Regions from separate parts of the Homo sapiens genome. Here region 1 is linked to region 2. The links are chromatin loops, found by intact Hi-C in ENCODE. Cell type or tissue: Caco-2. All regions are shown on one strand. Each heading gives the region's core, and the rest is flanking DNA. Links, peaks and the distances in the headings are about the cores only. Region 1 overlaps ZBTB16 (zinc finger and BTB domain containing 16). Region 2 overlaps ZBTB16 (zinc finger and BTB domain containing 16).

Region 1 (5,371 bases), core at 291-5,290, 94 kb after region 2:
CACACACACACACACACACATATTGAGGCAGAGTTTCACTTTGTCACCCAGGCTGTAGTGCAGTGGCAAGATCTCAGCTCACTGCAACCTCCGCCTCCTGGGTTCAAGCGATTCTCCTGCCTCGGCCTCCTGAGTAGCTGGGATTACAGGCATGCGACACCACACCCAGATAATTTTTGTATTTTTAGTAGAGACAGGGTTTCACTATGTTGACCAGGCTGGTCTCGAACTCCTGACCTCAAGTGATCCTCCTGCCTTGGCCTCCCAAAGTGCTGGGATTACAGGCGTGTGCCACCATGCCCAGCTAATTTTTGTATTTTTATTAGAGATGGAGTTTCACTCTGTTGGCCCGGCTTGTCCCGAACTCCTGACCTCAGGTGATCCACCCACTTCGGCCTCCCAAAGTGTTGGGATTACGGGTGTGAACCACCACGCCTGGCCTTGCCTGCCTGGTATTAATAGAGTCTTCTCAGCTCATTTGTCTTCTCTATGACACCCTTTTCACAGTTGACCCTCCTTCTGGTCTCCAGCACCATAGATGTACACCACTTGCCCTTAGCTATCTTGCCACTGCACGAGTTAGGGTGAAGATTGAACCACCTTGGGGACTTGGGCCTTTCTACTGTGTTAGTTCAAATAATCATTCAATAAATGCTTATTGCATGATTAATCAAAAACAGAAAAGGGAGCTTCCTGATTAGAAGCAGGAATGAAGAATCTGTTCTTGTCTGGCTTCAGATTTTTGCTCTTCACTTGCCAGGTGAAGGACCTTGGAAGAGTCACTCATCCTTTGCAAGTCTCAGATTCCTTGTCTGAAAAATTAGGACACCATACCTGCCCTTTATACCTCAAAAAGGGATGTGAGGACCAAAATGGTCTTAGAACAGGGTAGGGTCTTTGCAAGCAGTAAAGCATGATTCAGATGTAAGGTGATGTCATTGTGATGTTTCCTCTTGCTGTGGTTTCCTGTCATGGGCTCTGGCTTCAGGGTGCCCTGCAATGCCAATGCACCCCAGTCTGTGCCCTCTGCACAGCCTCCCATCCCAGCTTTTCTGGGCCCTTTTCTTCCGTTGGCTTCTTTTATCTTGCACCTACCTTGCTTTCTCCCTGCACGTACCACCACCACAAATGCTGTACAAGAGCAAGTTAACCACTATTGTTTGGAATGATAGAGAAAATAATGAGGGAAACAGACTGGTCCATTCAGTGATTAAGTATTCAGTAATTAAGTATTCAGTGTTAGGTGGTGGGCAGAAGTTAGGAAGAAAGGTATCTTAAGGTTTTTGATTCGGCGTCATCCGAATGGGTCAATGAGACAGATTCCACAGGCAAACCATTCCAGATCCATAACCTCTAGAGTAGAAAGTTTCAGAAGGAAGAGATTCCCCAAACTGTGTAATTCCCTTGTAAATCTCATTCATTCAATGGGATTTGAGAACCAACCACTTGTGCAGGTGCCCGCATCCGAAGATAACTTGCCCCCAGGAGACAGCAGATAAGAAGAGGGCAGAGACAAAGGAGGTCTTTTTGCGACTTGCATCATGGATGCAGAAAAGGTGGATAACCCAACTCTGGTGGGGTGAGTGGGCAGGGAAGGTTTGGAAGCAGGAGGAGGAGACACTCAAAGCTGCTTTGGGGTGCACTTATTTTGTGTGCTGGAGAAGGATTTGCTGGCCATTTCTTGTGAAATAAACTTTTTTGTGTATGCATGTGTATGTAGGCTGTTACTAATCCCGTTCCTTTCTTGATCTACTGTTTTTCAGGTTAATGGTGTCTGGGATTTGTGGAGGGAGGAAGGATATAAAAGGGCAAAAACAGGAGACCCCGGTGCCTGGATTCAGAGCCTTCACATTCCGGAGATCCCCAGAGGCCCCTCTCCCCAGACCCTTCAGCTCCAGAAAGCCATTGTGCTCCCTCCTGGCCTCTGACCCTGAGGCTCTGGGAAGCAGCAGGTTGTTGACACTTGGACAATCATTTCTTGCAAGGCAACTGCCTCCCTGGGGGGCTCTCCTCTGCCTTAGGGTGGTGACTATTCCCCCAACCAGGGTTAAGGAAGAGAAAAATTAACTGTTGGTCAGAGCAGGAGGCAAGGATAGAGAATCCTCAATTTCAGGCCCCCAGGCATGTTCACCCCTCTCTCACTTGCCACTTCAGGAGTACACCACAGCCCAGGGATAAGCTTTAGGAAAATGGGTTCGAGAGAGGCATTTCTGATCAGAGTTCCTTCTGGCATCCTGCTGTGGGTCTCATGTTTGTTGAGGGGACCCCATATTTCTTCATGAAGGATATCTGTATGTCTGCTACAGTCTCAGGAATGCAGCCACAGGAACAAAGAAATTTCTAGCCCTGGTGCTGCTACTTATTAGGAGCAAGACTTCAGACAAGTTGCTTGTCCTTTCAGAAGCTTGGTTTCCTCATTGGTAGAAGAGGGTCAAAAAGCCACTTGCCCGGTGAGCCTGCTGAGAAGAGCAGATGAAGGAGGTGTACTCTGCACTCTGTGAAACATTGCAAATGTGCGGGTTGATCATTAATGTTTTCTCTTACAGCCAAAGCTAGTGTGTGTGTGTGTGTGTGTGTGTGTGTGTGCGTGCGCGCGCGTGCACAGTTTGTGAGTGTCGGGTTCCCAAGCATTTACTCTCCTCTCTCCTTTCTAGGACATTTCAGGAAGCATTATTCAAAAGCCGGTGGGGTGGGACAGAGGGACTATTAAAATTTTTAAGAATCACCTTGCATTTCTTTCACTTTGGTCTTAATAATAAATAACTCTAACCCTGCAGCCAGGAGCTGGGATGTTCTGTCCAAATTAGCACAAATCTCTGTCTGCAACAGCCGAGCATCCCCGTTCAGTGGGCGGGATCAGTACCATTTCCCCAGCAATGAGAAAAAGCCCTCTTGCTAAGCTACAGAAAAATCTCCCTTGTGCTTTAATTTTGGAAGAAGCGGATTAGTGTGGCCATATTTAACCTTTGACCCTGAAACAAAAGCATTATCAAAATTATTTACCAAGAGCGTCTGTCTTCTTCTCCTCACCCCCACTTCCCTGTTTGCCGGGGCTAGTTTAGAATCTTGGTAAACTTCCCAGAGCAAGAGCAAAATTTTGGAAGGCCATCATTACCTTAGAGACATCCCAGGCCTGGTGTTCACTGCCAGGGCTCTTGGGGTCTAAGGTGGGTTAAAGGACAGAGATGAGAATCTTATACCACAGTGGGGTTCAAAATTTGTGAGTTGGATGTAAAAACTCTTTCTCCTCTGAAACTAGCCTAGTTTCTGGCTGTCTTGGAGATTTAACTATTCAGATGATATGTTGATTTTTTTTTTGTTTTGTTTTAAAGATGGAGTCTCACTCTGTCGCCAGGCTGGAGTGCAGTGTCTTGATCTCGGCTCACTGCAACCTCCGCCTCCTGGGTTCAAGCGATTCTCCTGCCTCAGCCTCCCGAGTAGCTGGGATTATTACAGGTGTGCACCACCACCCCTAGCTAATTTTTCTATTTTTAGTAGAGACAGTGGTTTCACCATTTTGGCCAGGCTGGTCTCAAACTCCTGACCTCAGTTCATCCACCCTCCTTGGCCTCCCAGAGTGCTGGGATTACAGGCATGAGCCAAGTGAGTGACCTAAAAGTGCAGATTGATTTCTACCTTCTTCTCCTTCCAGGCAGAAATCCATAGACTTGGTGGTGTGGGGTGGAGGTATATCTAGACCTGAGCCATTTCTGTGGGTTTAAATCTCATCTTCCCTGTCATTAACTGTCACTGTGGCCTTGGACAAATTATTTGAACTCTGAGCCCCCCACCTACCTTCCTTATCTGTAAAATGGGCATAGCAATAATAGTGCCCGCCTCCTAGAGTTATTTTTGAGGATAGATAACAGGATACACATGAAGTGCTTACTGTGGGGTTTGGTGCTTACTAAGTGTTGAGCCAGTGCTAACTACTGTTACCACAGTTGTTACCATTGTCATCAGTATCATCCTTATTGATTCTTCGTCACTTCCCCAGGTCCTGGTTGGCTCCCTTCCCCCTCCCCCGCATTGGGGTGTTATTGGCGACCCGCCCCATTTCCTGCTTGTCCTCTGCCCTCACCTTCTTTGCAGTGATTTTCAGAGTCCCCGTTTGCGTTCGCAGTGGGGAGTTTGACTTCATTTCATACCAGGAAGGCCAGCTTGCAGTGGGGGATTGGGAGGGCAGAGCGCTTTATAAGCTCGCGATGAAAGCTGTAAAACGAGATGGTCAAGGATCTGGCCAGGCCTGGTTCGGGATTATGGCCGGCCCCTGGAATGCTGAGGGGGGCCTCTTTTAAGAAGCCAGTGTCTATTTACAGTGTATCTCTCATAAACCCCAACGCTGGGGCGAGGGCAGGGGGACTCGCCCTCCTGGCATGTGATTGATTATCTGGTATTTATGCCATTGAGGACTTGTCAGCGGTCTGGGGTCAAAGGGTCATCTCATGTGTCTTGCCGCCAGCCCACCTCCTTTTGTACAGTGTGGACCGGGCGAGCTGTGCACAAAACAGCTTTTTCTTTTCCTTGGGAAAGGGGGGATGGGGAGGGGGGAGTGTCAATGAAATTTTTTTTTCAGCCTTTTCTGAATAGTGTTCTTTAAATTCTAAAGAACTTTTAATTAAAAGTCGCAGGAAAATTCATCTTGAGAAGGTTTAACTTACCTTAACAGATACTTTTGTGTCCCAAGAAGCTGGGAGTGACTTTGAAAGAAAGAAAGAAAGAAAGTAAGGGGCTTTGTTGTGCCTCTCCCCCTCCCCCAGGCATTTTCAAAGTTTCCTGGAGTTCTTGTCCACTCCTGTCTGGTGTGGACCCTGCTTGGGAAAGCAGGAAGGGAAGAGGTCATTCTTCTCCTTTAACATAGCCACACAAATTTAGAAAGGGACTTGGGGATTCTCTGCTCCAATTTTCTCCTGTTATAGATGAAGAAACTGAGCCTTGACAGGTGAAAAGACTTCGCTATAGAGTCACACAGCTACACAGTTGCGGAGTCAGGCACTGGGCTCTGATTCTCTGTATTTCCTAGTGCTCCTTTGAGCATGCCAGGTTGCTTCCCGAAGCTGCTTTGGATGCCAAGTGAAGATAAATGTAATGATACCTTTGCTGTCGTTCAGTCCTGGATGTTTGAGACTTGGGAACCACCCTTAAATTCCTTGGGCTGGAAGCATCCCTGAGGGACCACCTGGCTTATCCCCCCATCCCCCATCGCCTGCCTCGGAGCAGGCAGTCCGTGCTCACGTGTGCCGGAGGAATTGCTGTGGGTCCCTTTTCTAAAAATCTGCAGAGGAAGTCTCTATGTTTTCTGCTTGGTAGAAAATGCCGGCACCCCTCCCTCAACCTTCATCACTGGATGGTCTGGACATCCTTCTGAACA
Region 2 (5,313 bases), core at 1-5,000:
CCTTCTGAAGCTGTTCTCCAGTTTGGGATTTAGAAAATTTGTTCAGGAAGAGGGCTTAAAAAATAGAGACATTCTGTAAATGACCTTTCTTTGAAATCCCTTATTCTACTTTGACTACTGCTGTCTATTCCTCTTCCTAAATGAAGCTAGTGGAGGCTTTTTCAAAATCAATTCTATGGAGGTTATTGGGGCAGATATAAGTTAGTCATCTAATCATCCAGTTAGTCCTGAACTGAAACCTGGAATTCATTCTTTTATTTTTATATTCATTTATTCAATTAGTCAACACAAAGTTGCACAATCAATATTAGCTAAATTAGCCAAGTTTAAATCCATGGTAAGGCGAAACTCCCACTTCTTTTCTATTAGAAAGCTGATTTCTTAGTGGCAGTAATGGGTGGTAGGGATAAAAACTCATCCCATGGCTGTCTTAGAACCTTCAGGTGATTCAGTAGAAATAGTGCTGTTTCTATCTCCATGATTTATTTTCGGGAAATAAGTAGAGATACTGGGGTCCAGAATAACTTGATATTCTAGTTGACAATGATTTCTGGAGAACATGTCCCTGAGACTTCGTCCATGTCGGCCACAATGTTGGGGAGCAGTGAATGTCTGTTGAAAGACAGAATAATGGATGAAGTCCAAAGGTAGGAAATTTACAAGCGATGTTACTTTGGGATGACGGGGATGGGAGGGAAACCTGACTGGGGAGGGACCACCGGGCTTCAGTGTATATGAGCAGTTTGCTATCATTTGTTAGACCTTTTGAGCATCTGAAATATTTAAACAGTTTCTTGTTATTCTCCTACTTGGTTGATCTTTATCTTTGCTGCTGAGTTCCAGGCTTAGCTCAATAGAGGGAACAGGGAGATGACTGAAGGCATAGTGTTTGTAAAAAGAGTTTGTTTCAGTTCTTATCAAAAAGTTCTTTCCAGGAACAGAACATACTTTTCATTATATGGGATGGAAATCAGGATGGAAGTAAATATGTTCTCTAGAATGTTCTAGCTCTGAGTTGATTTGCATAGAGGTCCTACAGATCATTCTATGCTATATGTTTTTTCTTTTTTTTTTTTTTTGAGGCAGGGTCTCGCTCTGTCACCCAGGCTAGAGTGCAGTGGTACAATCTTGGCTCACTGCAACCTCTGCCTGCCAGGCTCAAGCGATCCTCCTATGTCAGCCTCCCGAGTAGCTGGGACTGCAAGGTGTGCACTACCATGCCCAGCTAATTTTTGTATATTTTTTGTAGAGACAGGGTTTCGCCATGTTGCCCAGGCTGGTCTCGAACTCCTGAGTTCAAGTGATCCTCCCGCCTCGGCCTCCCAAAGTGCTGGGATTACAGGTGTGAGCCACTGTGCCTGGCCCAGGTCGTTCCATGCTGATGGGCTACAGGGGCACAGAAATAAAGATCTCAGGGCACTCATTATTTTCTTTCTTCCTTTCTTCTTTTGTTAAGAGGGAGGTAGGAGAGGGTTGTGTAAGGATGGAATATTGCTGCAAACCTGTATACTTCTTTAATTTCTCTACCCTCGCCTGAGACACTGGAGCCTTTTACTACCATCTTTGGGAAAGACCTTCTAGAGAAAAGAACCTTTGCTTTTATAGGTGAGCAGGGACGGTGTATGTCCTCCAGCATAGTTTAAAGTGTTTGGTCTGTTGCCTCTCCAGAGATCAAAGGTGAGACAGACTTTTTGTTGGTGTTGTTTTCCTCCCTCCTTCCTCCTTTTTTTTTTTTTTTTTTTTTAAACTCCCTTTCCTTGTTATCTGAACTTCCAAACATCAGCTTTGATGTCTATTGTTGGGACTTCAAGAGGACTCTTAGCACATCGGCAGGTGTTGGTTTTAGTGAGCAGGCGAGAGTCCCACATTCTTCCAAGGAGAGAGATGGGTCCCACCACATTCCTACCCCTAGAGCAGAAGTTCCCGCGCTGTGCCTCTTCTCTGGCTGCTTGCTGAGGACGTCTCCCAGTGGGGTACTGGGTGTACACCAGCTTTCCTTCCCGTCTTTCTGAAGCCTGTCTGAAGGGATCTGTCTTCTTTCAGAGCAGCTGAAGAGAGGTTGTCTAACAGCCACGTATTAAGGTTTCATTAATCAAAGACACTTCCACTGCCCCTTTACAGAAACACAACTGCTGTGGCTGTCCTCCGCTGACGGCCCGCTAATTTGTCTTTCCCAGAGGAGGGGAGGGGAGAAGGACAGAGAGGCAGGCGCTGCCCCTACCCTGCAGTAGGGATCTCCATACTGGCTCCCAGCGAGCATGCGTTCATGTGCTAACTTTAGGGGACTGTGCCCGGGGCTTCACATTTTCGTGCAGAGCCATGGGCAGCTGGCTATACCCCCTCCCCACCCTGTCCATGAAGCAGGGAATCAAAACCACTGGAAGCAATTACTGCAGATAGATAGGTTTAGGTTGTCTTTTATTTGCAAGAAAATTTTCATTTCAAGCTTCAAGGTTTTCACTCCCAGCTTCAAGGTTTGCTGAAATTGGGGGCAGAAAGCTCTAGAAGAAATAAGAATATGGGTACATGTGTTTAAGTATGCTTAATGGACAGCCTCGGCGAAGTGAGGGGTGATGGGGACATTAATAGCTGGGGAGCCACTGACCTGAAATGGTACAGTCTTCCTGTAGTTACTGACGGATGAAATCATGACTTTATGAAATTTTAATCCTTGGGTATAGAGGCACAACTGACTTTATTACTGGACCCCAGGTGTGTGTGTCTGAAATGAGTGTTTTGAATCTAACTGCATATTTGATTACTTTCTAAAATTTAGGCGTTGCTGAACTTCTCCTCATGCTTAGGTTGGAATCTGACCTTCTGTAACCCTCAGCTCAGAAGATGGATATTTGGGCATTTGAAAACCTCTCAGGGCCTCCTAAGTAGGTGATTGAGCATTGCGTCATTGCATCGTCATCTTCTTTTTTTAAAGCTAGGTCCTGTCCACTGGGGAGCAGCTTTGAACTCACTTTATTCAACTCATCAAATATTTACTGAATACCTACTAGATGTGTTTGGCTCTGTTGGAGAAGTAATGGTGAGGCGTAATGCGTTCCTAGCTCTTAATTTGGGGTTAGAACTAGTACACACATGGCTGTAATGAAAGATAGAATAAAACATGTTCCCTAAGACAATTGGTAAATGCAGTGAAAGCTCCAAGCGGGGAATGATCACATCTGACTTATTTATTCAATGAGTGTTTATTGAGTCCTACTGTATACCAGACAATGGAGATACAGAAGTCCAGAAACTTGACCCTCGTCCCCAAGAATCTAATAAGCTGGTAGGGGAGGCAGACACTGAGACATAGCAGCACTTTATAGTAGAATACAAGTGGTAATAAAATGTAGAACAAAGTGTAGAGGAAATGGAGGTGAAGCAGCAATTGACTAGGTTTTGGGAGGGGCTATAGATAAGGCTTTGCTGAGAAGGTGACTTGTAAGCAAGATCTTAAAAGATGAGAGGAAGATCACTGGTTAGACCAGAGGGAAAGGCATTCCAGGTAGAGGTAACAGCACACGCAAAGGCCGGGGGAAGGAGGGAGAGAGAGCTGCAGGCCATTTGGTTTCACCAGAGCTTGAGATGTATAAAGAGGTTGGTAGAGATAGTAGCTGGAGGTATGGTTGTGAGCCTATCATGAAGTCTTGCTTGTGCAGCAGAGAGAGAAGCCGACCTTTTATTCTGTAATTTGGGAGAAGGTGTTGAAAGGTTTTAATCCCGGGAGTGAAATAATAGGAATTATGACTTGGAGCACCCCGAGCACAGCATTGGGGATGGATATGTGGGAGTCAGAGGAACCACCTAGGAGCCCGTCAAGTGGTCTAGGTGAGAGAGAACAAGCAGAGGTAGGGAAGTAGCAAAGGAGGTGGAGAGGGAAGGGCACATTGTAGGGGGAAATGAACAGGTCATGTTGATTGGGGGTGAAGTTTGAGGAAGGAGTTGGTTGAGACTCCTGAGGTTTTGGCTTGGATAACTGGTGGATGGTGGGAATAGAGAAGGAGTTCTGGGTGGAAAACCAAAGTCTCTCTTTTGGACATGGAGTTTGAGGAGGTCTTGGAAAAACTATATAGAGGTAGTCTGCAATATTTGCAGTGGGTCTTGAAGGAAAGATATTTTGATAAGCAGAAGTTGTCAGTATACTAATTCATTTGCATTCATTGAGTTCTGATGATATTTTAGCATGAACAAGAATGAGAAGTATCTTAATTTCCTGGCAGAAAACAGTATTTTTGGAGTCCCTTGAATAATGTAAAGTGTTTTCATCAAAGACCTTCATTCATGTGTGTGCTGACATCTGGAGAGCAGAGATAGATATTTTCCTTAGGTCTGGGTTCGTGAGCTATAAACTCTTCCCTTGCTCCTAATTAATCCTTTGTAGTTACTGACTGACGAAATCATGACTCTGTGAAATTTTAATCCTTGGGTGTAGAGGCACAACTGACTTAATCACAGGACCCCAGGTGTGTGTGTCTGAAATGAGTGTTTTGAATCTAACTGCATATTTGATTACTTTCTAAAATCCACAGGGTCTAGAGAAAACAGATTAGAGGTGTTTTTGATTTTTGTTGCTGTTGTTGAGACAGAGGCTCGCTCTGTTGCCCAGGCTGGAGTGCAGTGGTGCGATCCTGGCTCACCGCAACCTCCACCTCCTGGGTTCAAGTTATTCTCCTGCCTCAGCCTCCCAAGTAGCTGGGACTATAGGCACCTGACACCACACCCAGCAAATTTTTGTATTTTTAGTAGAGACAGGGTTTTACCATGTTGGCCAGACTGGTCTCAAACTCCTGGCCTCAAGTGATCTGCTTGCCTCACCTCCCAAAGTTCTGGGATTACAGGTGTGAGCCACCGTGCCTGGCCCAGGCTAGAGTTTTGGGAAGGATTTGTTTATTTATTTATCTGTTTATCTATTTATTTGTTGGGCAGTCTTGGAAAGGATTTATTTAATTTATTTACCTATCTATCAGTCATCATGAGTAATTCTCAAATATCTATTATGGAATCTTAGCACTTGGGGATCACACAATTTGTTATCTTTCCTGAGGACACTTAGGCCTGGGGAGATGAAGTGACTGGAACCAGGGCTTTCTGCTTCATATTGCATTTCTACTCTCACCCCTAGGAGAACAGGTAAAAGATAATTTGTGTTGAGTGAGGGGTTATGAAGAGACAAATGTTTTTAATAAAAGGAGGGTTGCGTCTCTGTGATGAGACAGAGTGTTCTGGCTTTCATGGTTTTCCCTGTCTGAAAGTAACAAGCTCTAGATTACAACAGTGAGGAATGGAGGATGCACAGATGGCTCAGACAGTGACTTG

Evidence for each region. Peaks named below come from ENCODE experiments on the same cell type or tissue, not always from the same donor. Only the 100,000 strongest peaks of a DNase experiment are listed, where the experiment ranks them.
Region 1: a loop joins it to region 2, with 2.1 times the contacts of the local background. A loop is called at or near these places in 1 of 110 quality-filtered maps.

What each region holds. Positions count from the first base shown.
Region 1 is chr11:114,207,608-114,212,978 of GRCh38, forward strand. The region is part of intron 4 of ZBTB16 (zinc finger and BTB domain containing 16); the gene reads left to right. Among named protein-coding and RNA genes, the nearest start is that of NNMT, 86 kb to the right of the region's middle. RefSeq lists an enhancer at 4,909-5,371. In Caco-2, for the core only: no CTCF peak of the experiment used is centred there; DNase peaks (open chromatin) are centred at 1,946, 2,504 and 4,314; H3K4me3 peaks cover 266 bases.
Region 2 is chr11:114,113,619-114,118,931 of GRCh38, forward strand. All of the region lies in intron 2 of ZBTB16 (zinc finger and BTB domain containing 16), which reads left to right. Among named protein-coding and RNA genes, the nearest start is that of ZBTB16, 57 kb to the left of the region's middle. In Caco-2, for the core only: no CTCF peak of the experiment used is centred there; DNase peaks (open chromatin) are centred at 1,883, 2,908 and 3,525.